7 separate regions of the Homo sapiens genome follow, and all the other regions are linked to region 4. The links are chromatin contacts, found by Hi-C or POLR2A ChIA-PET in ENCODE. All regions are on one chromosome and are shown on one strand. The core of a region is the stretch at or near the end of the contact, and the rest is flanking DNA. Distances in the headings are between cores, read along the strand shown. Region 1 holds the start of DNAJB1 (DnaJ heat shock protein family (Hsp40) member B1). Region 2 holds the start of ADGRE5 (adhesion G protein-coupled receptor E5). Region 3 overlaps TECR (trans-2,3-enoyl-CoA reductase). Region 4 holds the start of JUNB (JunB proto-oncogene, AP-1 transcription factor subunit). Region 5 holds the start of LINC01841 (long intergenic non-protein coding RNA 1841). Region 6 holds the start of SAMD1 (sterile alpha motif domain containing 1). Region 7 holds the start of LDLR-AS1 (LDLR antisense RNA 1).

The links. Hi-C counts contacts between places; a loop is a spot of excess contacts on that map. ChIA-PET counts read pairs that join two places held with the same protein, here RNA polymerase II (POLR2A). Pooled maps may share reads with other maps.
Region 1: a loop to region 4 is called in a map of naive thymus-derived CD4-positive, alpha-beta T cell, with 38 times the contacts of the local background. The contact joins the promoter of DNAJB1 here to the promoter of JUNB in region 4. A Hi-C loop is called at or near these places in 1 of 168 maps with a recorded cell type or tissue (naive thymus-derived CD4-positive, alpha-beta T cell) and 11 of 50 pooled maps. POLR2A ChIA-PET finds 5 or more read pairs at or near these places in 2 of 52 experiments (CD4-positive, alpha-beta T cell and activated CD4-positive, alpha-beta T cell).
Region 2: a map of CD8-positive, alpha-beta T cell shows a loop between it and region 4 (12-fold over the local background). The contact joins the promoter of ADGRE5 here to the promoter of JUNB in region 4. A Hi-C loop is called at or near these places in 1 of 168 maps with a recorded cell type or tissue (CD8-positive, alpha-beta T cell) and 8 of 50 pooled maps. POLR2A ChIA-PET finds 5 or more read pairs at or near these places in 5 of 52 experiments (H1, T-cell, activated B cell and 2 more).
Region 3: a pooled map of gastrocnemius medialis shows a loop between it and region 4 (3-fold over the local background). The contact joins the enhancer-like site here to the promoter of JUNB in region 4. A Hi-C loop is called at or near these places in 1 of 50 pooled maps. POLR2A ChIA-PET finds 5 or more read pairs at or near these places in 2 of 52 experiments (T-cell and activated B cell).
Region 5: a map of naive thymus-derived CD4-positive, alpha-beta T cell shows a loop between it and region 4 (13-fold over the local background). The contact joins the promoter of LINC01841 here to the promoter of JUNB in region 4. A Hi-C loop is called at or near these places in 2 of 168 maps with a recorded cell type or tissue (both naive thymus-derived CD4-positive, alpha-beta T cell), 1 of 37 single-sample maps with no recorded cell type and 8 of 50 pooled maps. POLR2A ChIA-PET finds 5 or more read pairs at or near these places in 5 of 52 experiments (H1, T-cell, activated B cell and 1 more).
Region 6: a loop to region 4 is called in a pooled map, with 5 times the contacts of the local background. The contact joins the promoter of SAMD1 here to the promoter of JUNB in region 4. A Hi-C loop is called at or near these places in 1 of 37 single-sample maps with no recorded cell type and 9 of 50 pooled maps. POLR2A ChIA-PET finds 5 or more read pairs at or near these places in 1 of 52 experiments (CD4-positive, alpha-beta T cell).
Region 7: a loop to region 4 is called in a map of GM12878, with 8 times the contacts of the local background. The contact joins the promoter of LDLR-AS1 here to the promoter of JUNB in region 4. A Hi-C loop is called at or near these places in 2 of 168 maps with a recorded cell type or tissue (GM12878 and naive thymus-derived CD4-positive, alpha-beta T cell), 3 of 37 single-sample maps with no recorded cell type and 18 of 50 pooled maps.

What each region holds. Positions count from the first base shown.
Region 1 is chr19:14,516,126-14,519,932 of GRCh38, reverse strand. DNAJB1 (DnaJ heat shock protein family (Hsp40) member B1) reads left to right here and starts at 1,536. Exons shown (of 3, transcript NM_006145.3): 1 at 1,536-1,794; 2 at 2,887-3,467; 3 at 3,763-3,807. The coding sequence starts at 1,584. RefSeq lists an enhancer at 1-242 and silencers at 1,155-1,474, 1,685-2,254.
Region 2 is chr19:14,380,031-14,383,641 of GRCh38, reverse strand. It overlaps ADGRE5 (adhesion G protein-coupled receptor E5), which reads right to left and starts at 2,198. Exons shown (of 20, transcript NM_078481.4): 1 at 2,097-2,198. The coding sequence starts at 2,118. RefSeq lists a silencer at 710-849.
Region 3 is chr19:14,550,236-14,554,219 of GRCh38, reverse strand. The region is part of intron 1 of TECR (trans-2,3-enoyl-CoA reductase); the gene reads right to left. It also overlaps a transcript of DNAJB1 not described here. Among named protein-coding and RNA genes, the nearest start is that of NDUFB7, 20 kb to the left of the region's middle. RefSeq lists an enhancer at 2,040-2,539. Within about 2 kb of position 2,664, at least 23 of the 41 ENCODE cell types and tissues checked have a DNase peak (open chromatin) inside an H3K27ac peak, as active enhancers do.
Region 4 is chr19:12,788,827-12,792,901 of GRCh38, reverse strand. JUNB (JunB proto-oncogene, AP-1 transcription factor subunit) reads right to left here and starts at 1,416. Exons shown (of 1, transcript NM_002229.3): 1 at 1-1,416. The coding sequence starts at 1,130. The coding sequence ends at 87. It also overlaps a transcript of HOOK2 not described here. RefSeq lists silencers at 618-727, 1,098-1,677, 2,538-3,307, cis regulatory regions at 1,157-1,711, 2,551-3,071 and enhancers at 1,442-2,053, 2,354-2,853, 3,758-4,075.
Region 5 is chr19:14,361,603-14,365,697 of GRCh38, reverse strand. LINC01841 (long intergenic non-protein coding RNA 1841) reads left to right here and starts at 1,708. Exons shown (of 4, transcript NR_134908.1): 1 at 1,708-1,826.
Region 6 is chr19:14,088,952-14,092,528 of GRCh38, reverse strand. It overlaps SAMD1 (sterile alpha motif domain containing 1), which reads left to right and starts at 1,778. Exons shown (of 5, transcript NM_138352.3): 1 at 1,778-2,744; 2 at 3,167-3,461; 3 at 3,553-3,577. The coding sequence starts at 2,109. PRKACA (protein kinase cAMP-activated catalytic subunit alpha) reads left to right here. Exons shown (of 10, transcript NM_002730.4): 10 at 1-841. RefSeq lists silencers at 1,043-1,372, 1,423-1,472, 1,613-1,832, 2,163-2,422, 2,723-2,772 and an enhancer at 3,417-3,577.
Region 7 is chr19:11,086,965-11,091,045 of GRCh38, reverse strand. It overlaps LDLR-AS1 (LDLR antisense RNA 1), which reads left to right and starts at 1,387. Exons shown (of 1, transcript NR_163945.1): 1 at 1,387-1,978. It overlaps LDLR (low density lipoprotein receptor), which reads right to left and starts at 1,583. Exons shown (of 18, transcript NM_000527.5): 1 at 1,431-1,583. The coding sequence starts at 1,497. RefSeq lists enhancers at 243-422, 140-733, 734-1,329 and a silencer at 493-752.

The DNA.
Region 1 (3,807 bases), core at 287-2,786, 1.7 Mb before region 4:
TCCCTGGGCCCTTCCCAGGTGGAACCCCTTTCTGAGCCTCCTTTTCCCATCAGCTCTGTCCTTGACAGAGGCACCCCAGACTTTCAGAGCCAAACGCGATCGTGTTGCCTACAATTGAGGAAACAGAGGCCTTGAAAGGTGTGTGACACACCTATGTCCCCCCAAATTATAAAGGTAGTTGGGGAAGAAAAAGAAGCACGTGTGTAAGAACGGGGAATATTTATGAGGTTCTCACTGCGTTCCAGGCACTGGGGACCCAGTGCAGACAGGACCTGGCCCCTGCCCAGGTGGCGATGTCAGACTGGGAGGGAAGACACATTGAAAGCCAAGAGACAAGATAAATTTCAAATTTAGCGGCAAGTGATCTTGAGAGGGCAGTAAAGGGAAGAAGGCGGGACTGGGAGGACCTTGGGAGATGCGCTTCCGTCCAGATCCTCACCTTGCTTTAGGAGGTGAGAACAGAGGCAGTCTTCCGTCCCAAAATCCTTCTCCCCACGGTTGGGAGAATAGCGCTGGTGGGTTTTTTGTTCATTTTACTTTATTTTACTTATTTTATTTATTTATGAGACGGAGTCTCGCTCTGTTGCCGAGGCTGGAGTGCAACGGCCGGATCTCGGCTCACTGCAACCTCCGCCTCCCCGATTCAAGCTATTCTCAGGCCTCAATCTCCTGAGTAGCTGGGATTACAGGTTCGTGCCACCAACGCCCGGGTAATTTTTATATTTTTAGCAGAGATGGGGTTTCACCATGTTGGCCAGGCTGGTCTCGAACTCCTGACCTCAAGTGATCCGCCCGCCTCGGCCTCCCAAAATGCTGGGATTACAGGCGTGAGCCACCGCGCCCGGCCTGTTTGTTAATCTTAAATAGAAACGGAGTCTCCTTATGTTGCCTAGGCTGGTCTCCAACTCCTAGGCTCAAGAGATCCTCCTGTCTTGGCCTCAGGAAGTGATGGGATTACAGGCATGAGGCTCCGCGCCCGGCCTGATAGGTTCTCTTATTGCCATGTTGTAGATAGAAGGGGGCCCCTGGGTTAGGCAGACACAGGTTAGGTAGTTCGTCCGGCGTCACCGGGCGGGAGCCCACCGCAGGCCCCACGAGACAAGGGCGAGCAGGTTCATCGCCTCCCGGGGAAAGGACTGGGTAGTCCCAGGCCCCACCCCTTCCTGGAACAGCAAGTTCGCTGTGGGTCCCGACCTACTGACCCAGGCGGAGGGCGGGACGCAGGGTAGCTGGGGCCGCGTAGAGAGGGAAAGAAGGTCGCGATTGGCTCGTCCCGAAAGGTGGGCGGGGCCTCCTCCGACCTGTGCGCGCGCGCCGCGGGGAGGTGTTGCCGAGGGCGGAGCGGGAGGGGGCGTGGCCCCGCGCGGGCGGCCGTTGACGGCGAGGCCCCGCCCCGGATGTCGCGTGTCGCTGAAAGGGCGGCGGCGATTGGCCGGCGCCGCGGGGGCGGGCGGGGCGGAAGGTTCTGGAGGGGGCTGGCGGGCTCTGGAAGCTTCCGCCGGACGGGTATATAGAGTCCGGGACTGGTCGGCGGCGGAGCCGGGGGACGGCGACAGCGGGTCGGCGGGCCGCAGGAGGGGGTCATGGGTAAAGACTACTACCAGACGTTGGGCCTGGCCCGCGGCGCGTCGGACGAGGAGATCAAGCGGGCCTACCGCCGCCAGGCGCTGCGCTACCACCCGGACAAGAACAAGGAGCCCGGCGCCGAGGAGAAGTTCAAGGAGATCGCTGAGGCCTACGACGTGCTCAGCGACCCGCGCAAGCGCGAGATCTTCGACCGCTACGGGGAGGAAGGTGTGTGCTCGCGGCCAGGGGCGCGGCCCCGCCTTTTGACAGACAGGGAAACTGAGGCACGCTGGCCCCTCTCGGCGGCCCCCCGGGAAGGACGCCCCGGGCCGTGGGGCCGAGCTGCCCCGCCCTCCGGCCTCGCGGGCCTCCGCCCTCGGATTGGCGGCCGCGCGGTGGGAGGAGGAGCCTTGGCCCAGCCGCTCGGCCAGAAGCTTCTAGCATGTCTGGGGCTGCCCCTCCCCGGGCGCCTCCTCCCGCGGCCCCGAGCAGCCCCGGGGTGCGGTGCATGGGGGTGGGGGAGCCGGGGGTGACGACGGGGACGGCGCGGCGGAGCCCGCTGCGGACCCGGGCTCACCTGGGCTCGGCCGCCGGGGTCCGCGGGGCGGCGCCTCCGGCTCAGCTGCGGGGCGAGGGGTTGTGAATGCAGGAGCCGACCCCGTTCGTGGGCTTGGGGGCTGGGTTGGGATAATTCCCGGGAAGTGATGACCTGGCCCCGGCAGGGCACGCAGGAGGCAGCGGCCGCCCAGGTCCGGAGAGCGGGGCCGCCTCGGAGGGTAAGGAGAGCAGGGCTTTTTGTTCCTGTGCCCGTTGATGATTCAGGCTGGCTTCTGGGCTTGATCTGGAGCTGACTTTTTGTGCAAGGATGGTGGCAGTGAATGCTAATGTGTGAGGATTTAAAAACTCCCTATTTATTTTTGTTTTTTTTTTTCTTCTCTTCCTACGCACCATTAGCCCTAAAACGTTGAGAGTAAACACTTACCGAAAGCCGACCCTGGACCATGTGTCTTTAGCCATCTCTTGGTGATGTTGCCAGGAGGATGGGTCAGTCCAGGAGTGGCAGGGCCTAGGTGGCACCTGGAGGTGAACACCTAACCGCATGAGTCCTTTTCCACTGTCAGGCTACGCGGAAATACTGTTGGTAGGGGGGCGTCTCTGCTGTTGGCAGTGAGAGGTAGAAACTTGGGGTTCTTCCTTGCTCTCCCCTGACAGACAAAAAAGTTCCTCCCCCATGGCTTCCAAGCTGTTTCCCCCTGTAAGGGAAGCTCGAGAGAGAGTCTGCTGTTCAGCCATCTGACTGCTTCTAAATCTGCTTTTCAGGCCTAAAGGGGAGTGGCCCCAGTGGCGGTAGCGGCGGTGGTGCCAATGGTACCTCTTTCAGCTACACATTCCATGGAGACCCTCATGCCATGTTTGCTGAGTTCTTCGGTGGCAGAAATCCCTTTGACACCTTTTTTGGGCAGCGGAACGGGGAGGAAGGCATGGACATTGATGACCCATTCTCTGGCTTCCCTATGGGCATGGGTGGCTTCACCAACGTGAACTTTGGCCGCTCCCGCTCTGCCCAAGAGCCCGCCCGAAAGAAGCAAGATCCCCCAGTCACCCACGACCTTCGAGTCTCCCTTGAAGAGATCTACAGCGGCTGTACCAAGAAGATGAAAATCTCCCACAAGCGGCTAAACCCCGACGGAAAGAGCATTCGAAACGAAGACAAAATATTGACCATCGAAGTGAAGAAGGGGTGGAAAGAAGGAACCAAAATCACTTTCCCCAAGGAAGGAGACCAGACCTCCAACAACATTCCAGCTGATATCGTCTTTGTTTTAAAGGACAAGCCCCACAATATCTTTAAGAGAGATGGCTCTGATGTCATTTATCCTGCCAGGATCAGCCTCCGGGAGGTAAGGTGCCAGGTGGGGCGGTGTCTGTAGAGGGCGATGGCTGCTTTTTGAAGCAGTTTAGTATTTGCTGAACCAATGTGTTGGGGTGTGTGGTGCGTGCCAGGCTTGGGGCACAACAGTGAACAGGACTGACCAGGGCGCTGTTGTGGAGCTTTCGTGGTGGGGACGTGTAGATTTGGGGGCCAGGTCTTAGCTGCAGAGGCCTGATGGGTCTTATCTATGGCAGACGGCCTCTGGGCAAGAGCTGAGCCTCTTGAGCCAGCTTCCATCTAATGCTGTCCTTTTGCTTTTCAAGGCTCTGTGTGGCTGCACAGTGAACGTCCCCACTCTGGACGGCAGG
Region 2 (3,611 bases), core at 949-3,448, 1.6 Mb before region 4:
GATCCTGGGGTGGGGGGTGGTGGGGCAGTCACCCCTTCTTTAGGCTTCCTCCTAAGGACCCCGAGACAATTCCCCAGACCCACTAGTGTCTTACCAGAATTTAATAATCATCATAATTTATTATTTATTCATTTATTTTGAGACAGGGTCTCACTGTCACCCAGGCTGGAGTGCAGTGGCGTGATCTCAGCTCACTGCAACCTCCACCTCCCAGGTTCAAGAGACTCTCCTACCTCAGGCTCCCGAGTAGCTGGGATTACAGGCGCCCGCCACCACACCCAGGTAATTTTTGTATTTTTAGTAAAGACAGAGTTTCACCATGTTGGCCAGGCTGGTCTCGAACTCCTGACCTCTGGTGATCTGCTGGCCTGGGCCTACCAAAGTGCTGGGATTACAGGTGTGAGCCACTGCACCCGGCCTTATTATTAATTTATTTTTTGAGATAGGATCTTGCTCTGTCACCCAGGCTGGAGTGCAGTGGTGCAAACACAGCTCACTGCAGCTTCAACCTCCTGGGCTCAAGGGATCCTCCCACCTCAGCCTCCTGAGCCACTAGGACTACAGGCGCACACCACCAAGCCCGACTAATTAAAAAAAATTTTTTTTGGCTGGGCGCGGTGGCTCATGCCTGTAATCCCAGCACTTTGGGAGGCGGAGGCGGGTGAATCACCTGAGGTCAGGAGTTTGAGACCAGCCTGGCCATCATGGTGAAACCCCGTCTCTACTAAAAATACAAACACAAAAACTAAAACAAAAAACTAGCCGGGCATGGTGGCAGGCACCTATAATCCCAGCTACTCGGGGTGGATGGGGGCGAGGCAGGAGAATCGCTTGAACCCAGGAGGCGGAGGTTGCAGTGAGCCGAGATTGCACCATTGCACTCCAGCCTGAGCGACAAGAGCGAGACTTTGTCTCAAAAAAAAAAAAAAAAATTTGTTTTTGGTAGAGACAACGTCTCGATGTGTTGCCCAGGCTAGTCTCCAGTCCCTGGGCTCAAGAGATCCACCTGCCTCGGCCTCTCAAAGTGCTGGGATTGCAGGTGTGAGCCACTGTGCCCAGCCAACACTTTTAAAATGCTGTTTACCTAATTCTTACTGTGAACCAGGAATAGTTTGTGTCCTAACTCACTCATCCCTTAAAACAATCTAAGACGGAGACGGGTTGTGCTCCATTTTATAGATGAGAAAAGTGAGGCGCAGAGGCTCTCTGACTTGGCCCTGGTGACACAGACAGCCAGGGCGTGGAACCCTTGGGAAGCCAGGTCTTGGCAACTGCCCCCAACAAGTGTGCCCCCAAGAAACCCAAGGTGGGCTCTTGTCTCTCACTCTCAAGCCAAGGCGGGGTGCTGAGCTGACACCTGCCACTTGGGGCTGGCCCAGGGAAGCTGTGTCCCTGTGGTCCAGGAAGTTCTGGTTTTTGCCCCAAATGTCATTTCTTCACTCTCTTTGTTGCCCCGTTGCTTAGGCAACGAGCTACCCTGATAACCGTTACAGTCACCTTGGGTGGGGCGGGAAAGGGAGTCCCAGGAAGTCACAACAAAAATCAAATTCAAACCCAGAACCAGGCAAAGTCCCTTCGATCCGCAGCTGAGCCCCAGCCAGGTCTGCGGGGAGCAAGAACTGGGGTCTCTGGGGGCTGCCCCTGCTGCTGAGACTGCGAGGGACAAATTGGGGGTACCTTGCAGTGGAGAAGTCCTGGCTTCTAGCTTCCCCACCCCCGCCCATGTCCTTCTATGCGTTATATTAAGCACAGCGGCTCTCAGGGTCCCAGCACTCACTTTTTGCCCCTTTCCTTCCCCCGTGCCTCAGTTTCCCCTCTTAGGGAGCAGATGCCAGACTGGCTCCAGTAGAAAGCTTGAGGATCCCTCCAGGCAGGGTAGCAGGCTCCAAGAGCACCCTGGAGTTCCTGCCGGGGTGTGGGGGTGCCCAAGCACCACCAGCCCCTCTCGCCGTGTGCCCGTGAGTGCCTGCTTGACCATGTGGCTTCCTCTATCGCAGGCCCCACAGACACCAGCGGCGCCTCCCGTTTCTCAGACGCAGCCAAGGGGTCCCGCTGGAGCTTCCTCGCCCCTCCCAGCGGGGCCCCAAAGTACTTACCGAGAAAGACGCGGCCTCCCATGGTTGGAGCTGCCGGCAGGAGCGGCAGGGGAAAGAGTGAGTGGGACAGGGCTGTCCCGTCTCCACAGGCTAGGCAGCTGTGCAGGCTGTCCCGAGGCCAGGACTTTATGAAGGAGGGGGGGCGGACAGCCGCTGGCCCAGGGCCCTCCCCGGAACTGGCGGTGCAGCTGGAAGCCAGCAGGAAAGTGCAATAAAAACACAGACCCAGGGGCGCTGCATACACACACACACACACACACACACACACACACACACACACGTGCACTCAGTAAGAATGAAGTGCAACCTGCTTTCAAAAACCCTCTGCTAGAGTTTCCACCATGTGGCTCTGACGAACCCTTTGGCCTCTGTGTTGGGGCTGGCTGCTCTGAGGGGAAGGTGTGGCAGCCGGGCGGGGCGGTCTTGCCTGGGGCCACTTGGCTCTTCCCTGGGCAGGCGCAAAGGGGTCTTGTCAGAAATAGCTCTGGACGCCCACGCTGGTGGGACTCGCCCTGTGCCCAGAGCTTTGGCATGCCAGAGTTGGCAGAGCCTGCGTCCCAGCTGGCAGAACGTTTCCCTGCCATTTTCCAGATGAGGAAACAGGTCGGGTGCAGAGGCTCGCACCTGTGATCTCAGCACTCTGGGAGGCCGAGGCAGGAGGATCGCTTGAGCTCAGGAGTTTGACACCAGCCTGGGCAACATGGCGAAACTCTTGTTTCTACAAAATAAATAAATAAATAATCCAGGCTGGTGGCAGACATCTGTAGTCCCAGCTACTACTACTCAGGAGGCTGAGGCGGGGAGAATCACCCGAGCTGGGGAGTTTGAGGCTGCAGTGAGCTATGATGGTGCCACTGCACTCCAGCTTGGGTGATAGAGTGAGATCCTGTGTCAAAAACAAAAAGAAAGAAAGAAAACTGAGGCATTACAGTGTCCACATAAAAGCCCAGGGAGGGAGAAGGGGCCCTCTTCCGATGCCAGGCAGGTGCCAAGAAGAGAAGCTTCACCGCACAGAGCAGACCTCCTGGATCTTTCTGATCTTTCTAAGCCAGTTTCCCCCTGTGGGAAACTTATATTTCAGAGGCCTCTTCGTTAATCAACAGAGAATCATGTGATAGGAGGGTTCTTTCCTTTCTGGATAAATCACATGATTAGCTTGTCTCTTGAGCTACCTCATAATTTTTTAAAACGCTATTTTTTGGCTGGGTGCGGTGGCTCACACCTGTAATCCCAGCACTTTGGGAGTCTGAGGTGGGTGGATCACCTGAGGTCGGGAGTTCGAGACTCAGCCTGACCAACATGGAGAAACCCTGTCTCTACTAAAAATACAAAATTAGCCGGGTGTGGCGGCACATGCCTGTAATCCCAGCTACTTGGGAGGCTGAGGCAGGAGGACTGATAGAACCCAGGAGGCGGAGGTTGTGGTGAGCTGAGATTGTGCCCTTGCACTCAAGCCTGGGCAACAAGAGTGAAACTGTCTAAAAACAAACAAACAAACGCTATATATATTTTTAA
Region 3 (3,984 bases), core at 1,415-3,914, 1.8 Mb before region 4:
TCCTGCAGCAGCCGGAGGGAGCAGGAGCCATTAGCTCCGTTTCACAGATGAAGAGGCCAAGATCTAAGCAGTAAATCCCAGAGCCCAGAAGACCACGCGTGCATGTTGAAAGCCAGGCCATACCCCACCACACATGGGCCTCCAGGGCCCCCTTGCAGAGCTGATGTGGTGCCGCACAGCCCACCTGTTGAGCTCAAAGCTCCGGCAGGCTCTCTCGGACCCCGCAGGGGACTGCACTTCCTGGTAGGAAGCATCTCCCGAGTCTGGGGCACAAGAGGCCTGGCTGGGGGTGCGAGCCCTGGTCAGTGCAACCAGGGCCCCAGGTAAAGACACAAAGGGCCTGACAGGTCCTGCAGCTGGCCAGCCAGGCACTCACCATCCCCGCGCCGGGCACAAGCGCTGCTGCACTCATCGCCTGAGCTCCCTGTCCAGCCAATGCCCAGCATAGAGGTCGGAGGCCTGGCCCGATCATGCCCAGAGCCACGCCGGCCACCTCGCCCCCATCACCTCGCCCCCATCACAAATGCAGAGACTCCGGCACATTCATCTGGACTCCGGCTCAGCGGCTCAGCCCTCTCGGCTCCCTTTCCTTCCCACTTCCAGAAATATCAAGTCAACCTGCTAATGCCAGGATGGCTGAGAAGACCTAGGGCTCAGCTGCCAGGAACCCTGCACAGGCCACACCTGCTCGGCCAGAAATACCACCTTCCCCAGTGGCCTCAGTGTATGACCTCGTTTCTCAGTGGCACCCGGGGGCGGCTGCACCAGCCTCCCCGAGGCGCCACAGTGGAAGCAGAATGTCACCCAGGGTGGGGAGGAAGGGCTGAGAGTGGCTGACCTCCCACTCCCAGGTCCCTGGACCGCTCTGCTCCTGTCTTCTACCTGTGCTGGCAAGACGAGAGGTGCCAGGGTCTCAATGCCAATGTCTCTGGGCTCTCGGATCCGAGGCCAGGGCCAGGTGCAGAGGCAGCGGTAGCCCGGGACCCGGAGAAGCTGGAGCTGCTGTTCCCATCCAGCAGAGCCCCGAGCGAGCAGGTAGCAATCCAGCCTTGGAAGATGGTCATCGGACGCACGAGCTCCTGGCTTGGGCGAGCAGCCACAGCCATTCATAGAGGATGAATATGGCACAAGACAAACACAGTGGGAAGTTGGAGAACCTGGGTCTCAGCCCTGGGCCTGCCCCCCATTCTCAGTGGTACCCACAGCCTACACCCATCCCTGCGGTTGTGCCCTCAGGGCCTCCGAGGAGCACTGGCCCACCCAGAGCGACGCTGATCTCGCCCGTTTCATTCAGACGTGACATCTATCAGATGCTCACCCTGTACCTAGGACTATGCTGAGACTGCCACCCAGGCCTCACCCAGGCCCTATAAGAAAAAGACTGGGCCGGGCGCAGTGGCTCACACCTGTAATCCCAGCACTTTGGGAGGCCGAGGCGGGTGGATCACGAGGTCAGGAGATCAAGACCATCCTGGCTAACACAGTGAAACCCCGTCTCTACTAAAAGTACAAAAAAAGTTAGCCGGGCATGGTGGCGGGTGCCTGTAGTCCCAGCTACTCGGGAGGCTGAGGCAGGAGAATGGCGTGAACCCGGGAGGCGGAGCTTGCAGTGAGCCAGAGATTGCGCCACTGCACTCCAGCCTGGGCGACAGAACGAGACTCCTCTCAAAAAAAAAGAAAAGAAAAGAAAAGAAAAAGACTGTGATGCCTGTTACGTGGCTTGGAAAACTGGGGCTTGGGAACGAGGAAGCCCTCGCCCAAGGTAAGTAGCCTGGAAGTGCCCATGTGAGTGTCCACCCAGCTTGCTCAGGCCCAAAGCTCCTACAATAAAATAATGCCTCCATCCTAGAGAGCAGGGCTATGTGCAACAGAGAAAGGAAAAGGCAGGCCGGGCACGGTGGCTCACGCCTATAATCCCAGCAGTTTGGGAGGCCAGACTGGGAGGATTGCTTGAGCCCGGGAGGTCAAGGCTGCAGTGACCTATCATTGCACCACTGCACTCCAGCCTGGGGGACAGAAGACACGCTATCTCAAAAAAAAAAAAAAAGAAAAAAGAAAGAAAGAAAGAAAGAAAAGAAAAAGGCCAGGCGCGGTGGCTCATGCCTGTAATCTCAGCACTTTGGGAGGCCAAGGTAGATGGACTGCTTGAGCCCAGGAGGTCAAGGCTGAGTTATGACTGCACCACTGACTGCACTCCAGCCTGGGCGACAGAGCGAGACTCCATCTCAAAAAAAAAAAAAGAGAGAAAGAGAGAGAGAGAGAGAGAGAGAGAGGGAGGGAGGGAGAGAGAGAGGGAGGGAGGGAGGGGGAGAGAGAGAGAGAGAAAGGAAAGAAAAAGAGGAAGAAAGGAAGAAATAAAGAAATAAGGGTAAAACCAAACAAAAGAAAAACAAAAACAAAAAAACAAAAAACCCACCACCCTGGATGCGATCCTCCAGCAGACACCAAGAACTGAGCCTCTCTGCCTGGCCTGAGGACCCAGCCCGCTGGCCTCTGCCCCACAGCCTCACACAGCCAGGCTGTACCAGAGCAAAAGGTCTATCAGCAACTCATACCACAGCGGGGCCCAGGCAGGGTTTACAGCTGTGGCAATGCCTCCTGCATGTTTTCCTGTCACTAGCTAAGACAGCCAATGGGCCTAGAAAAGCAGGGGCGCGTCCTCAATGCTGACTGAGAGGCACTGCCACAGGGGGCGGTGTCAGACCTGCCTTGCCTGTCTGCTTCTCCAACTAGTAAATGGGTGTGCCTGCAAGACCATCTAACACAGGGACTGCTTAGGAATTAGGGAATTCCTGCAGCCTGTGCAACATGTCAAAACTCCTTCTCTACACAAAATATAATAATTGGCCAGGTGCAGTGGCTCACGCCTGTAATCCCAGTACTCTGGGAGGCCGAGGTGGGTGGATCACCTGAGGTCAGGAGTTCGAGAGTAGCCTGGCCAACATGATGAAACCCTATCTCTACTAAAAATACAAAAAAATTAGCTGGGTGTGGTGGTGGGTGCCTGTAATCCCAGCTACTCAGGAGCCTGAGGCAGGAGAATCGTTATGAACCTGGGAGGTGGAGGTTGCAGTGAGCCGAGATCGCACCACTGCACTCCAGCCTGGGTGACAAAGCAAGACTCCATATCAAAAAAAGAAAAAAAAATAGTGTCTTTGCAGATATAATTAAGGATCTTAAGATGACATTATCCTGAATTTAAGGTGGACTTAATAAGAGAAAGGAGTGTCCTCATAAGTAAAAGGAGCGGCCGGGTGTGGTAGTTCATGCCTGTAATCCCAGTACTCTGGGAGGCCAAGGTGGGCAGATCATCTGAGGTCAGGAGTTCGACACCAGCCTGGCTAACATGGTGAAACCCTGTCTCTACAAAAATTAGCTGGGCATAGTGGTACGGGCCTGTAGTCCCAGCTACGGGGGAGGCTGAGACAGGAGAATCGCATGAACCCAGGAGGTGAAGGTTGCAGTGAGCTGAGATCACGCCACTATACTGCTGCATGTGCAACAGAGCAAGACTCCATCTAAAAAACAAACAAACCAAAAAACTGACACTCCTGGCCGCTGGGGCCAGCCCTCAAGGAGCTCCAGTGTAAAGGCCAAACACTCAACTCCCCAGGTCCCAGACCCCCAGGGGATGGTCCAGAACTGCATCCCTGCACCCACAGCTGGGTGGCAGTTGGGGACGACACCTGGGTCTCTCTCCAACTCAGGGCAGGAAGGCGCTGTCGGACCAGGAAGCTGGAAGGGGGCCAGAGGCTGAGCCCTGCAGATACAAACTGACTGGAGGAGCAGGAGGAGCTCATCCGGGCCAACCCCCGACTGCCCGAGTCCAGCAGACAGGTTAGTCCACCCCCATGAGCTCAGCTTGCCAAAGAGCCTAGACTGGGATCTACGTGGCAGGCTTTATACACGCGGCGGCAGCTAACACCACCCGCCCACTCACAACCAGCCAGGCACGGAGGCTCATCCTCAACACGAATCATCTCC
Region 4 (4,075 bases), core at 167-2,666:
GCCCACCGCCTGCTCCCTGGACCCCAGTGGGAGGCGTGTGCCCAGCCGTCCAAGCGAGGGGGTGTCCGTAAAGGGGCAGGGGACGTTCAGAAGGCGTGTCCCTTGACCCCAAGCAGCAGCTGACAGCCGTTGCTGACGTGGGTCATGACCTTCTGTTTGAGCTGGGCCACCTGCTCCCGGAGGAGGCCGGCGGTACTCGACAGCCCCGCGTTCTCGGCCTTGAGCGTCTTCACCTTGTCCTCCAGGCGCGCGATGCGCTCCAGCTTCCGCTTCCGGCACTTGGTGGCCGCCAGCCGGTTCCGCAGCCGCTTGCGCTCCACTTTGATGCGCTCTTGGTCTTCCATGTTGATGGGGGACACCGGCGGCGTGGCGTCCCGGCTGCGCGCCTCCGGCACGGTCTGCGGTTCCTCCTTGAAGGTGGAGGCGCCGCGGCCCAAGCCCAGCTGCGCCGGGTGGCCACCGGCGAAGGGCGGCGCGTGTGGGAGGTAGCTGATGGTGGTCGTCGGGTACGAGCTCCCGGTCCCGACGGCAGCCCCGGCGCCTCCCGAGGACGCAGAGGCTGGGGAGTAGCTGCTGAGGTTGGTGTAAACGGGAGGTGGCTCCGGGCCGGCGTAGACGCCCCCGGGCCCAGCCGGGGGCCCCCCGGTAGCGCCCAGGGACACGTTGGGGGGTGTCACGTGGTTCATCTTGTGCAGATCGTCCAGGGCTTTGACAAAGCCGTCGGCGAAGCCCTCCTGCTCCTCGGTGACGCCGCCCCCTGCGCCCCCTGCACCTCCACCGCTGCCACCCCCGCGGGGGTAAAAGTACTGTCCCGGGGGTGTAGGCGTCGTCGTGATCACGCCGTTGCTGTTGGGGACAATCAGGCGTTCCAGCTCCGAAGAGGCGAGCTTGAGAGACGCGCCGGTGTCCGAGCCCTGACCAGAAAAGTAGCTGCCGCCACCGCCGCCCTCTGGGCCGGGTCCGCGAGCCCCAGGCGCTTTGAGACTCCGGTAGGGGTCGGCCAGGTTGACCGCCAGGCTCGGTTTCAGGAGTTTGTAGTCGTGTAGAGAGAGGCCACCAGGGGCCCGGCCGTATCCCGTAGCTGTGTATGAGTCGTCGTGGTAGAAGGGCTGTTCCATTTTAGTGCACATCCGGGCGGCCCAGGCGGTCTGGGGAGGGTCCCTGCGGGGCCGCTCCGGGCCTCGCTGCAGCGAGCGGCGAGCTCTCCGCTGCGGTGACCGGACTGGGTGCCTGGTCGCGCGTTCTCGGGGGCTGGCGCGGGCGGGTAGCAGCCAGCCGGCAGCTGTGCGCAAAAGCCCTGTCAGGCTTCCCGAGCCCCCGTCGCCCTCTCTGGCGCGATAGCTTTCCTGGCGTCGTTTCCCCCAGCTCCCAGCTCCCTGCTGGCTCCGAGGCTGGCCTGGCCGCTCTCAAGGTCCCAGCCGCTCAGCCTGAGCCACACGCCTTTATACCGCGCTAGTCAGCCACGGAAGTGCGCTCCGATTGGCCGTCGCCGGAGCCGGGCCCCCGCGCCCCCCTCCTCGAGCGTGGGGAAGGGGAGGAGGCGGCTCGCGTCACTGTCAGGAAGCGCGTGTCCTTGTAAACAGCGGCCACGGGCCGGGTGGCTCGGCGGGGCTGCAGGGGGAGGGGCTCAAAGGACCTCGGGGTACGCATGGAAGGAGGTGCTGGGGGGCCCAGGCACATGAGTGAGGGGTTTCAGGGAGGAGGATGATTTCCCTGGAGTCCACTGGGACAAATACCAGGACCTGGTACGCAGCAAGTGGGGTGAGGGTCCCAGTATGTGCGAAGAAACCCCTGAGGTACCCAGAATACGAGAGGGGTAGGAGGACTGACAATCCATTGGGAGACCCCAAAAAGCAGAAATGAGGGTTAAGCACTGTAAATCGGGAGGGTTAAGGAGACACCTGACCCAGGAATTGACTGGGGGTCCCGGGCTCAGAAGGATGCGGGACTGGAATTTTCACAGGACGGAGGAGGGGAGAGATCAAAAGGGGTGAGTGGGTGGAGCTGCATGACCCATTAAATTGCAAGAAATGAGTAGGGGTCCAGGAGCTCATGGGAGCTGAGTCCAGAGTCTGAGGCTCTCCCGTAAGCGGGAAGGAGGCATTAGGGGAAGTCTAGATATGCAGAAAGCTAGTAAGCGGCCTGGGGTACACTGAGGCAGGTAAAATATGCCAGGTAGAAGATGGAGACATGTCTGCCAGAAATTGGGGACCACTGGGGTCATCTGCTAGCCCGGATGAAGGAGAGAGTTAGAAGGGGCCGGACACATCTTCGGAGCAGAGAAGACAATAAGAGGGTACTCAGTTGACATGTGAGGAGGGGGCCTTGAGGGTCCCGCGCACCAGGACTGCTGGATCTTCCACGACTGCTGCTCCCCCTCGATGGTAACCTCTTAGTCATCTGTATTCTCTGTCCCCCATCCTAAAACCCTCCCCTATTGACCCTGGGCTTTGCCCAACACCGTGTCGGCTCCTAGAGCCTGGACCCAGCCCGACGGCTGGGGCGCGGTCGCCCAACCCCACTCCCTTCCTTAGAAACAGGCTGGGGAAAGAGCGCAGAGGCAGGAAGTGTGGCAACAGCCCCGGGGGAAGGAGCCCGGCCCTGTCTCCGTCACTCGGATCCTACGGGACCGTGCGCCCCGCCCTGGGTCCCGCCGCATCCTGCGCCTCGGAAGAGGAACCTGGGCGTGCGAGCCCCCGCGGAGGCCCGGGTGCTTGGAGCCCGCCCAGCCGCGGCAGCCTCCAGCCACCATCCTCTCCCCTCAAGCAATGGTTCCGCCCGCGGTGCCTGCAGGGGACCGCGGAGGCAGGCGGCTTGGGGAGTGTTCCATTGGCCCGACGGCGGGGGACGCAGCCGAGGAGCGGGGCCTGGTCGCCATGGCAACAGGCGGGAGTCCGCGGGCAGGACTGAGCGCGGGCCGGCCCCCGAAGTCTCTCCCCGCCGCCCATATTAGGGCACAGGAAGAGGTGGGACCAGCGCTGTCCTGGGGCCCCGAGCCAGAAGCGGGGAACCCGACTATCTGCCAGGTCCCAGGGCGCGCCTGGGCCCCCAGACTGCTAGTCCCGACCAGCCCCGACCGCCGCCCCCGGGGCCCCCACGGCCGCCTGGCCCGGCCCCGCCCCACCCCGCCGCTTTGGGGCTGCGTCCTGCCAGGCCCGGCCTGGCCCAACCCAGCCCGGCAGGTCCCCGCCTGCCCGCGGGCCTGGGTCGGACTTCGCCCCCGGCCCGACGGGGCGCGGAGAGGGCGGGCCGATGCCTCGAGGCGCCCCCGGCGCCTGGGCGGGCTGGAACGGCGGCTGCCTCCTCCCTCGGGTGGGGTGCCCTTCCCTTCTGCCAGGAGATCTGGAGCTCCGTCCCCAACACCCCCCACTCACTCATGTGAGTCAGGGGCCCCACTCTCGTTTTAGTCTGCAGGTCCCATCCTACTATCATCCAGAATACCTAGAGGGAGCCCCCCTCCTTCCCTAGAGTAGCTCTGTCATCTGAGAGCTTCCCTCCCCGAGTCAGAGAAGACCTGAAAATCTAAGGGGAGAATATGAGGGAACCCAGAGCCCCTTCCCGGGAAGGGCTGCGGCGAGGTGCAGACGGTCAGGCTTCCAGTTAGACTTAAGGTGGGACTTCCGAGCAGTTAGTGTGTGAACCCACTAGACCAAGAGGTGAGAAGCCTAGTGTCTCTGTCTCTGTCTCTGTCTCTCTCTCTCTCTCTTTGTCTCTCTCTCTCTCTCTCAGCTTCCCAGGCCTCTGTCTTCTGGAGGATGAAGAGAGCCTCTCTCTTCTTTAGGGTAGAAAGAGGCTAAGGGATAGGGGTTAAACAGCCATTCCGGGGCAGCCTAGATCTCACCAAGTGTGGGAAAGAGAAGGAAAACGAAAGAGGCGAAAAAGAAACTGAGCTATGTGGGGGCAGGGGGAAGTCCAGCAGTGCAGTGGCCTTGCTGGAGGAAGGTCCCAGCAGAAGCTGGGGGCGTCCCGTCCTTGGAGGGTCCCTGTGACCCCTAAATGCCCCCTCCCTTCTTCCCCTTGCTTGAATGGCTCCCCTCCCCCTCCCCAGGCTCAAGGGAGATTCCGGAGGCCTGTG
Region 5 (4,095 bases), core at 459-2,958, 1.6 Mb before region 4:
CTGGGCTCAAGTGATCCCTCTGTCTCAGCCTCCCAAAGTGCTGAGATTATGGGCGTGAGCCACTGCTCCTGGCATACATTGTCCTAGTCTATTGTTAGAAGCAAGTTATTGGGTCCAGCTCACACTCGAGGGATCACACAGAGTGCAGACATCAGGAGGTGGGAATCATGGAGGAGTCTTGGAGCCTGTCTGCCTCACCTCCTCTCCTCTAGTATTCCTAGTTTTTTTTTTTTTTTCGAGATGGAGTTTTGCTCTTGTTGCTTAGACTGGAGTGCAATGGCAGGATCTCGGCTCGCTACAACCTCTGCCTCCCAGGTCCAGGTGATCCTCCTGTCTCAGCCTCCCAAGTAGCTGGGATTACAGGAGCCCCCTGCCACACCTGGCTAATTTTTGTATTTTTAGTAGAGATGGGGTTTCACCATGTTGGTCAGGCTGGTCTTGAACTCATGACCTCAAATGATCTGCCTGTCTGGGCCTCCCAAAGTGCTGGGGTTACAGGCATGAGCCACCAAGCCTGGCCTCTTTGCTGATTTTCATCTGTAACTTTCACTGTAATAAACCATAACTGGGAGTAACACCACTTTTCTGGGATCTATCAATCTCAGCAAATTATTGACCCTGAGGGTGGTCTCAGGGACCCCCGACACAAGCCCCATTTCCCAGCCACCATCTTTTGCAATCTCCATTGCCCTAGTCACCGAATGGCATATTCTTATCCATTTGCTATTTCCTGCCTCTCTCCTCTGGATCAAAGGCTCTGGAAGGTCGAAAACTCATCTGTCTTTCCCATGAAAGGCTGTAGAACAAAATGGTCAGGGGTCAAGTCCTGGCCCTGTCACTTTTTCATTGTTGCTGAGTCAAGGTCTCAGCCAGGGTGGAGTGCAGCAGTGCAGTCATAGCTTACTGCAGCCTTGAACTCCCGGGCTCAAGCAATCCTCCCACCTCAGCCTCCCTTGTGGCTGGGACTACAGTCACATGCCACCACAGCCAGCTATTTTTTTTCTTTTAAGACAGGGTGTCGCTCTGTCACCCAGGCTGGAGTGCAGTGGCATGATCTCGGCTCACTGCAACGTCTGCCTCCCAGGTTCAACTGATTCTCCTGCCTCAGCCTCCCGAGTAGCTGGAATTACAGGCATGCGCCACCACGCCTGGCTAATTTTTTTTTGTATTTTTAGTAGAGACGGGGTTTCACCATGTTGGCCAGGCTGGTCTTGAACTTCTGACCTCAGGTGATCCGCCTGCCTCGGCCTCCCAAAGTGCTGGGATTACAGGCTTGAGCCACCAAGCCCGGCCCCACACCCAGCTAATTTTTATTTTTTGAGACGGAGTCTTGCTTTGTTGCCCAGGCTGGAGTGCAGTGGCACGATCTCAGCTCACTGCAATCTCCACCTCCCAAGTTCAAGCGATTCTCCTGCCTCAGCCTCCGCAGTAGCTGGGATTACAGGCATCCGCCACTACGCCAGCTAATTTTTTTGTATTTTTAGTAGAGACGAGGTTTCATCTTGTTGGCCAGGCTGGTCTTGAACTCCTGACCTCAAGTGATCCGTCAGTCTCAGCCTCCCAGAATGCCTGAAGGTTAGCTTTTAAGTGTTGGTTACTTTATCTCCTCAGTAGCTAGATCAGGGTCCAGGTGGTCAGGATTCAGTCAAAAGCAAGTGATTAAGGAGACTCCTCTGGGGACTTTGCGATGGAGAGGCAGGAGGGGCCACGAGCGGGGGTGGGGAAGAGAAGAGGGCACAGAGGCCAGCGGATGAGAGAGACACCAGGGAGCCTGGGATGCCTGCCCGAGGCTCTGGCCACGCCCATGCCCTGCCTGTCCCGCTAAGGTGAGCTGGTCCTTCTGTGATCACCCGGGGAGGAGGCCTACAGGAGCTGCAGAGCTGAGTAGAGAGGGAAGGCGCGGGGGAGGCCAAGTCCCACGGGTCTGGGCTTCTAGGAGGAAACGTGTGGGAGGTTGGGACGGGAGGCGTGGGGGCGGGGGACAGGCAGGGCAGCTGGAGCCGGGGCTGTAGTCGGGCGCCGGCCAAGCCCCAAAGAAAGCCTGTGTTGGGCAGCGTCCGGTCTGGCCTGGCCTGGGAGGATGCCTGCTTGCTGCTGGGGGGCCCTGGAGATGCCGACGTAGCTCTGTACCCCCGGGAGGAATGTGACCCCCTCCCCACCCCCAGCCTCCAAATTTTTCCACATAAGGCTTCAGGGGTGCTCATGCCGCATGAGTTCAGGACAAAGGAATCAAAAGCACATGGACTGGATTCCCTAGGGAGGAGAAATTCTGGAAATAAGACGAAGAGGAGGACAAAGGGGCCCGGGGGCGGGGTGAGGGTGCTGGGACGGAAGCGGGGGGCGGGGATTGGGAGGCAGCCGGAGAAGGTGCCTGGCTCTGAGTGGCCTTAGACTGGGGACACATCTCAGCTGGGGATGAAGGCCACTGTGGCCCCGGACCGCCAGGGCAACTCCTTGGACCTCTCTGAGCCTTGTTCCTTCCTTTTTTTTCTTTTTTCTTTTTTTTTTGAGACGGAGTCTTGCTCTGTCACCCAGGCTGGAGTGCAGTGGCGCGATCTCGGCTCACTGCAAGCTCTGCCTCCCAGGTTCACGCCATTCTCCTGCCTCAGCCTCCCGAGTAGCTGGGGCTACAGGCGCCCCCCACCACGCCCGGCTAATTTTTTGTATTTTTAGTAGAGACGGGGTTTCACCGTGTTAGCCAGGATGGTCTCAATCTCCTGACCTCGTGATCCGCCCGCCTCGGCCTCCCAAAGTGCTGGGATTACAGGCGGGAGCCACCGCGCCCGGCCACCTTGTTTCCTTTCTTTTGGCCCAGATTCTTGGGGCAAAATACTTGGAGTCCTCCATGTCTCTGTCTCTGTTTTATTTTGTTCTCTCTTTCTGTTTCCTTCTTTCTTCTCTTTCTTCGTTCTCTGTCTCTCCTTCCTTCCTTCCTTCCTTCCTTCCCTCTCTTTCTTTCTTCTCCTTCCTTCTTTCTTTCATCTATCTCTGTCTCTCCTCCCTTTCTTTCTCCTTCCTTCCTTCCCTCCCTCCCTCCATTTCTTCCTTCCTTCCTTCCTTCCTTCCCTCTTTCTTCTCCTTCCTTCTTTCTTTCTTTCCTCTATCTCTATCTCTCCTCCCTTTCTTTCTCCTTCCTCCCCTCCCTCCCTCCCTCCCTCCCTCCCTCCCTCCCTCCCTCCCTTCCTTCCTTCCTTCCTTCTCCTTCCCCGGTCTCACTTTGTTGCCCAGGCTGGTCTTGAACTCCTAGGCTTCAGTGACCCTCCTGCCTCTGCCCCACAAAGTACTGGGATTACAGGCATGAGCCACCATGCCTGGCCTCTATCTCTGCCCCTGTCCCTTTCTCTCTCTCTCTATTGTATCAGCAAATCCCGAGAGCTCTATTTTCAAAATCTATCCAGCATCTACTCACTTTTCACCTCCTCCACAGCCCCTACCTGGTCCGGCCCCATCAACTCCCCCTTGGCCCAGTGCAGACTCCTCTGCCCTGGTCTCCTGGCTCCTGCCCTTGCTCGCCCGCTCCATGCTTTTCTGTCAGGGCACGTCCCTCCTCTGCTCAAGGACCCTCCAGGGCTCCCACCTCACTCAGTGCAAAAGCCAAATTCCTTCTTGTGGCCCACAGGGCCCTGCAGGATCTGCTCAGCACTTATCTGCCCTCACCTCCTCCTTCTCTCCCCTTTGCTCATTCCCTTCAGCCAGGCCAGCTTCCTCGCCGTTTTGGGCATGCTCCTACCTTAGGGGCTTTGCACGGCAGCTCACTCTCACTTGCAGCACCACCTCCTCCTCCAGATCCCCACATGGCTTTCTCTCGCCCCCTTCAGGTCTTTTTTTTTTTTTTTTTGAGACAGAGTCTCATTCTGTCACCCAGGCTGGAGTGCAGTGGCACAATCTCAGCTGGCTGCAGCCTCCGCCTCTCGGGTTCAAGTGATTCTCCTGCCTCAGCCTCCTGAGTAGCTGGGATTACAGGCACGCACCACCACACTCAGGTAATTTTTGTATTTTTTTTTTTTTTTGAGACAGAGTCTTGCTCTGTTGCCCAGGCCAGAGTGCAGTGGTGCGATCTCGGCTCACTGCAAGCTTCGCCTCCCAGGTTCACGC
Region 6 (3,577 bases), core at 529-3,028, 1.3 Mb before region 4:
CCTCCTTCCTCTACTCCCACCCCTCCCATGTCCCCCCATTCCTCAAATCCATTTTAAAGAGAAGCAGACTGACTTTGGAAAGGGAGGCGCTGGGGTTTGAACCTCCCCGCTGCTAATCTCCCCTGGGCCCCTCCCCGGGGAATCCTCTCTGCCAATCCTGCGAGGGTCTAGGCCCCTTTAGGAAGCCTCCGCTCTCTTTTTCCCCAACAGACCTGTCTTCACCCTTGGGCTTTGAAAGCCAGACAAAGCAGCTGCCCCTCTCCCTGCCAAAGAGGAGTCATCCCCCAAAAAGACAGAGGGGGAGCCCCAAGCCCAAGTCTTTCCTCCCAGCAGCGTTTCCCCCCAACTCCTTAATTTTATTCTCCGCTAGATTTTAACGTCCAGCCTTCCCTCAGCTGAGTGGGGAGGGCATCCCTGCAAAAGGGAACAGAAGAGGCCAAGTCCCCCCAAGCCACGGCCCGGGGTTCAAGGCTAGAGCTGCTGGGGAGGGGCTGCCTGTTTTACTCACCCACCAGCTTCCGCCTCCCCCATCCTGGGCGCCCCTCCTCCAGCTTAGCTGTCAGCTGTCCATCACCTCTCCCCCACTTTCTCATTTGTGCTTTTTTCTCTCGTAATAGAAAAGTGGGGAGCCGCTGGGGAGCCACCCCATTCATCCCCGTATTTCCCCCTCTCATAACTTCTCCCCATCCCAGGAGGAGTTCTCAGGCCTGGGGTGGGGCCCCGGGTGGGTGCGGGGGCGATTCAACCTGTGTGCTGCGAAGGACGAGACTTCCTCTTGAACAGTGTGCTGTTGTAAACATATTTGAAAACTATTACCAATAAAGTTTTGTTTAAAAAAAAAGTGTCGCTGGTGTTCTCGACTTCGATCACCCACCCACACACCCCCAGGGGGTTGGAAAGGGAATTTCGGACCCCAGCGTGCAGGCCGATCAGGTCCTGGCTTGAAGTCCTTGTAACCAGGGTTTAGCTGAAATTCCGGCACTCCTTCGGCCCCGCAGGAGAAACGAGCGTCAAACTGCCCTTTGACCCCAGATTCGGGGTCCCCAAATCTGCGGCGCGCCCCCTCGGCGTCCAGCCCGGGACCGAGAGGGCGCTCTAGGGAGGCGCTGGGGCTGGCGCGCCAGGAGGCCGAGCGGCGGCGGGGGCGGCCCTGGCAGGGGGAGTAGAAGGGGGAGAGGGTGCGCGCCCCCCTTCCCGCATCCTCAGCGCCGGGCCAGGCGCGCCTGAGGGACGCGGGGGCGGCGGCAGCAGGAGGGTCCCCGCAGCACCCTGCGAGCGCGGCAGCCCCGGCCCGCGGGCGGCGAGTTCCCGGTAAGTGCGGTCCCGAGAGCGGAGCGCGCTGGAGAGGCGTGGAGAGGGGGGCTGGGCGCCGGGGACGTCTGGGTCCCGCGCCCAATGGCTGGAGGGCGGCCGAGCGCCGCCCGCCCGCCCTGCCCGCCCCCTCTCCACTCCCCCCGGCACTCCCCTCCCCCTCCCCCGCCCGCCGCTTTCCCCCGCCCCCGCCCCGGGCCAACTCCGCGGCGCCTCCTTAAAAAGCGCGCGGGAGTTGTAAGGGGGGGCCGGAGCGAGCCGGAGTGAGCGAGAGCGCAGGGTAAAGGGGGCGGGCGGGGGGCCCGGGCTCCACCTTAAAAGCGGGCGCGTGGGGGTGGGAGGGAGGAAGGCGGGCGGCGGGGAGGAGGGAGGGAGGGAAGGAAGGGGGGCCGGAGTGTCCCGGGCGCAGGGCGCGCGTGCGGCGGCGGCGGCGGCGGGGAGGGGCCGGCCGCGCCGCGCTCCCCTCCTCCCCCTCGCATCCCCGGCCCCGCGCGCGCCCAGCAGAAGCGGGTCTGTGTGTGCGTGCGTGCGAGTGAGTGAGTGTGTGCATATTTTTTTCTCTCTTTTCTTTCTCTCTCACTGTTTTTTCCTCTCTCTCTCTCTCCCTCTCTCTCTCTTTTTTTTTTTTTTTTTTTTGCAAAGAAACAGCAGCGCCGCCGCCGCTCCGCCGAGGCGCTGCGCCCCCCGGGGGGGGAGGCGGAGGAGGCGGGCAGCGGCGGAGGGAGGGGAGCCGGGGAGGGGGGCGCCGCGCTGGGAGGGAGGCAGCGCGCACGGTGCAGCCGGGCCGGGCGGGAGGCATGGCGGGGCCCCCGGCCCTACCCCCGCCGGAGACGGCGGCGGCCGCCACCACGGCGGCCGCCGCCTCGTCGTCCGCCGCTTCCCCGCACTACCAAGAGTGGATCCTGGACACCATCGACTCGCTGCGCTCGCGCAAGGCGCGGCCGGACCTGGAGCGCATCTGCCGGATGGTGCGGCGGCGGCACGGCCCGGAGCCGGAGCGCACGCGCGCCGAGCTCGAGAAACTGATCCAGCAGCGCGCCGTGCTCCGGGTCAGCTACAAGGGGAGCATCTCGTACCGCAACGCGGCGCGCGTCCAGCCGCCCCGGCGCGGAGCCACCCCGCCGGCCCCGCCGGCGCCGCCACAGCAGCAGCAGCCGCCGCCGCCGCAGCCACAGCCGCCGCCGGAGGGGGGCGCGGTGCGGGCCGGCGGCGCGGCGCGGCCCGTGAGCCTGCGGGAAGTCGTGCGCTACCTCGGGGGCAGCGGCGGCGCCGGCGGTCGCCTAACCCGCGGCCGCGTGCAGGGGCTGCTGGAGGAGGAGGCGGCGGCTCGAGGCCGTCTGGAGCGCACCCGTCTCGGAGCGCTTGCGCTGCCCCGCGGGGACAGGCCCGGACGGGCGCCGCCGGCCGCCAGCGCCCGCCCGTCTCGCAGCAAGGTGAGCGCGCCGGGGAGCGGGGGCGCCGCGCGGTGGGCAGGTGCGGGCGAAGTTGGTGGCGGGGGCGCGAGTCCCGGGAGGAACTGGGTGGCGGGTGGCTGGGGCTTTGCGCGCGTTTCCTGCGGGCTCGGTGCGTGGTGACCTTGGCAAGTGATTGAATCTCCCGGAGCCTCAGTTTCCTCCGCTGTAAACGCGGTTTAATAACAGTAGCGACCCCTTGGGGTTGTTGAGCGAGTTTAGTAAGATTTGGTTGTCGAGGGCTTTAGTTAACACAGAGCCTGGCACGGAGTGAATGCGTAAAAGTTAGTCCGTATTGTTCTTAAAGGTGGAATCGGTTCCTCCTCCCCACCGCCCGGACGCCACAGTCAGGGTCTGGGATTAGAACAGCTACTAATTTTGCATGCTTCTCTCCTCGGCTCCAGAGAGGTGGAGAAGAGCGAGTACTTGAGAAAGAAGAGGAAGAAGATGATGATGAAGATGAAGATGAAGAAGATGATGTGTCAGAGGGCTCTGAAGTGCCCGAGAGTGACCGTCCTGCAGGTGCCCAGCACCACCAGCTTAACGGCGAGCGGGGACCTCAGAGTGCCAAGGAGAGGGTCAAGGAGTGGACCCCCTGCGGACCGCACCAGGGCCAGGATGAAGGGCGGGGGCCAGCCCCGGGCAGCGGCACCCGCCAGGTGTTCTCCATGGCAGCCATGAACAAGGAAGGGGGAACAGGTAAGGATCCCTCTGGGTGGGGAAGAGTGCTAGGTGGAGAGGAACTCAGCCCGAAGACAAAGCCAAAGACAGGTGTTTTTTTCCTTCCCAGCTTCTGTTGCCACCGGGCCAGACTC
Region 7 (4,081 bases), core at 138-2,637, 1.7 Mb after region 4:
TCTAAAATCTAATCCATTTCACCCAGAGGAAAAATCGCCGCTTGGACAGCTGAACCGAAGCCATTCACAGCCTCTGAAGAAGCGAGGCCACCCCAGGGGGTCGGTCCCGGGGGATAGCTGCCCCACCGTGGCTGAAGATCTCGGCTGCAGACCAAGGAGGGGCGGGGAGATTCTGAGGCAACGTTTCAACCTCGTAAGGAACCGAGGCCTTGAGGGTGGCCGGGGGCCCCTCTGTGAACTTGATCGGGGCTGGTGGGGCGAGGGCGCCCCCCAGGACAAGGTGGGGACGGAGGTGTCGCCACAGAGCACAGCGGAAACCGGGGACTTCGCCAGGAGGGCCCAGGATAACGGAGGGCGACTCGTGTATGTCGCGGAGGCGGCTCCGGGGACCCGGGACTTGTCGTCGCCTTTGTGACAGGAACCGCGGAGGAACGCCAGGCCTCCCCTGCATCCGCCTCGCCCCGGACAAGGTGAGGCTCAGACTTCCGCGCCAGCCCCGCCCCGCTCGTACACAAGCCCCGTCCTCCCGACGCCCGCCTCCGCCTCCACCGCCTCACATTGGACAAGGGGAGTGGCTCGAGGGTGGCCTGTTGGACTACACCCAATGGAATTCGGGGGGCGGGCCAAAGGGGCGGGGGCAGGGGCGGGAGGGGGTGGCCCCCGTCCCGGAGCACGCGGCGGAATCCCGGGACTGCACCCAACTCAGGATGGCAGTGGCGCCCTGGGGTCGCGCAAAGCGGATCGGGACCCCTGAGCCCGCGGTGACCTCCAGGCTGGACATCCGGGTCTCCAGTCGCCCTCGCCCCCAGAAGGACTTAAGGCGGGGGTGGGAGTGATCCCTTGTTTTAGGACTGGAGGTCCCCACACCCAGCTCCGAGTTAGAAGAGAGGGTCCCGGCCGGGCGCGGTGGCTGACGCCTGTAATCCCAGCACTTTTGGGCAGATCACCTGAGGTCGGGGTTCGAGACCAGCCTGGCCAAAATGGTGAAAACCCGTCTCTACTAAAAATACAAAAATTAGGCGGGCGTGGTGGTTGGGCGCCTGTAATCCCAGCTATTCGGGAGGCTGAGAGAGGAGACTCGCTTAAACCCGGGAGGCGGAGGTTGCAGTGAGCTGAGATCGTGCCACTGCACTCCATCCTGGGCGACAGAGCTAGACTCCGTCTCAAAGAAGATGCGGTCCCTCACCCTGTGGAGACTTGGGGGACAGCGGTGCCCCGTTTCCCTTAAATCCCTCAGACTCCTCCCGACCCTCGCGCTCCCCTCAGCGCCCCCCTCCAGCGCCCCCTCCAGCCGTTTGGGAAGGACCCCGTGCCATTACCCCACAAGTCTCCCAGGGATGGAGTGATTATTTGTACCCAAAAAAATAAATTCCCAAGGGCCCCCCGGGGGCTCCCTCTCAACCTATTCTGGCGCCTGGAGCAAGCCTTACCTGCAGTCCCCGCCGCGGCGAGGAGCAAGGCGACGGTCCAGCGCAATTTCCAGCCCCAGGGCCCCATGCTCGCAGCCTCTGCCAGGCAGTGTCCCGACCCGGATCACGACCTGCTGTGTCCTAGCTGGAAACCCTGGCTTCCCGCGATTGCACTCGGGGCCCACGTCATTTACAGCATTTCAATGTGAGGTTTCTAGCAGGGGGAGGAGTTTGCAGTGGGGTGATTTTCAAATGTCTTCACCTCACTGCAAGAGGAGGAGTTTCGAACGGCCGATGTGACATCGGCTTTTTAACCCGTGAAGCTCTGATTCCCACTCCAGTCCTTCGAAAGTGTCGCCAGGGCAGGCGACTTGATTTGTTGTATTTGGGTCTCCGGTGAAGAGCTGACGCCCCCTCAAAATTGGAAACGCATCTTCTGAAAGATCCTCCTGAAATTTCTCGATGTTTAACTGTTAACATTTTGCTGTTGTTGTCCACAGAAGGATAACAACAGCCTTTCAAGATCCTCCAATAGCCTAATGCCATTGTCCTCTCTGCCTCAAAAGGAAAACACTAAAAATGTTGGGAACTTCCGCCACTTTCTATATTTGCCTTTTCCTTTCTAGGAATTGTGTATAGATTTTTAGCTTCCTTTCGTTGTATATTGTTTTTACATTGTTATTCCAAATCACCTAATAGACACTGATCAATCAGGAATTTAAATAAAATCTTCACAAAAGTACAGCCAAAAAAATATTTTTTGTTTTGTGGGATCCCGCCTTTGGCTGAGTATAAACATCTGAAAAATCAATTGTACGGATACCTGGAGTCTGGACGTAAATATTGATTTCTCCCCTTAGGAGAAGGAGTTGAACAAACAGAAGGGCGGTTTCCTCTCCCTCAAAGCAAAATCAAAACAAAACAGGGCTTTCACAGTTGAACTTGAACCCCTAAGCCACAGAGAGCTGGTGGAGACCAACTTTTAGAATTGAGTCTCTTTGGGGACTCATGGGGTTGCCAGAGGCCTCTTGCCAAAAAGGCACATGTGAGAAACTTGCCTGAACCCCACACAGGGCTGGGCAGTCTTGGCGGTTCCCCCAGGAATAAGCTGGATTTCTCTGGGATTTTGCAAACTGACTTTGGCAGGCAGTGCTAACCTCTCAGCAGGATTTTAGGGAAACCTAGGAGACCAGGCAGAAAAGGGACAAATTGAACTCTCAGAAGGACAAAAAAAAAGATTAATCAGGGAAAATAATTTTTTAATTATTTTTATTATAATTTTTTAAATAATTATTTATTATTTATTTATCATTATTTCCAGCTGTCACTCAGGCTGGACTGCAGTGGCGTGATCACAGCTCTCTGCAGCGTCAACCCTGGGCTCAAGGAATCCTCCCACCTCAGCCTCCTGAATAGCTAGGACCACAGGAGTGCACCACCATGCCCAACTAATTTTTAATTTTTTTTTATAGATGGGGTCTCACTATGTTGCCCAGGCTGGTCCCAAACTCCTAGCTTCACTCAATCCTCTTCCTCTTGCATCATGATGCCTCTCAAATTGCTGGCTTTACAGGCATGAGCCACTGTGCCCAACCCAGAAGAAGAAATTGATGATAAGAATTTTTGGCAGTTAAGACTCAGTTTCAGAATTCGGCCTTGGACAGATAAATTAGCTTTCCCAACCTGTAAAGGGGCCATCAAAATGCTTGAACCTACTTGGCAGGCTCAGTGTCAAGGTCAAATTGAAATAATTAGCGGGCTGGGCATGGTGGCTCACGCCTGTAATCCCAGCACTTTGGGAGGCTGAGGCAGGTGGATCACGAGGTCAGGAGATCAAGACCATCCTGGATAACACAGTGAAACCCCACCTCTACTAAAAAAAAATACAAAAAATTAGCCGGGCGTGGTGGCGGGTGCCTGTAGTCCCAGCTACTCGGGAGGCTGAGGCAGGAGAATGGCGTGAACCCGGGAGGTGGAGTTTGCAGTGAGACGAGATTGCGCCACTGTACTCCAGCCTGGGCGACAGAGTGAGACTCCGTCTCAAAAAAAAAAAAAAAAAAAGAAGTAATTAGCAATCACCTAGAGAAGTTTACAAGGATAGGCAAGTTCTAGGAGCTGCTGCAACGTTTATAAATGTGTCCCCATTGAATCCCATTCCTTATGCCATTTGCGACATTAAACAAAAAAGTGAAGTCTGGATGTGGTGGCTCATGCCTGTAATCCCAGCACTTTGGGAGGGTGAGGCGGGGGGATCACTTGAGCCTAGGAGTTCAGAACAAGCCAGGGCAACACAGTGGGACCCTGTCTCTACAAAAAATACAAAAATAAGCTGGACATGGTTGTGTGCGCCTGTAGTCCCAGCTACTCGGGAGGCTGAGGCGGGAGGATGGCTTGAGCCCAGGAGGTCAACGCTGCACTGAGCTGTGGTTGTACCACTGCACTCCAGCCTGGGCGACAGAGTGAGACTGTGTCTCAAAAATAAAGATAAGTTTAAAGATTCAACTTAAAGCAAAAAATAAGTAAATAAAAATTTAAAAAGTAAGTATCACTGGATTTTTTTTTCTTTTTTTTTTTGAGACAGAGTCTTGCTCTGTCACCCAGGCTGGAGTGCAGTGGTGTGATATCGGTTCACTGCAACATCCTGCTCCCAGGTTCAAGCGATTCTCATGCCT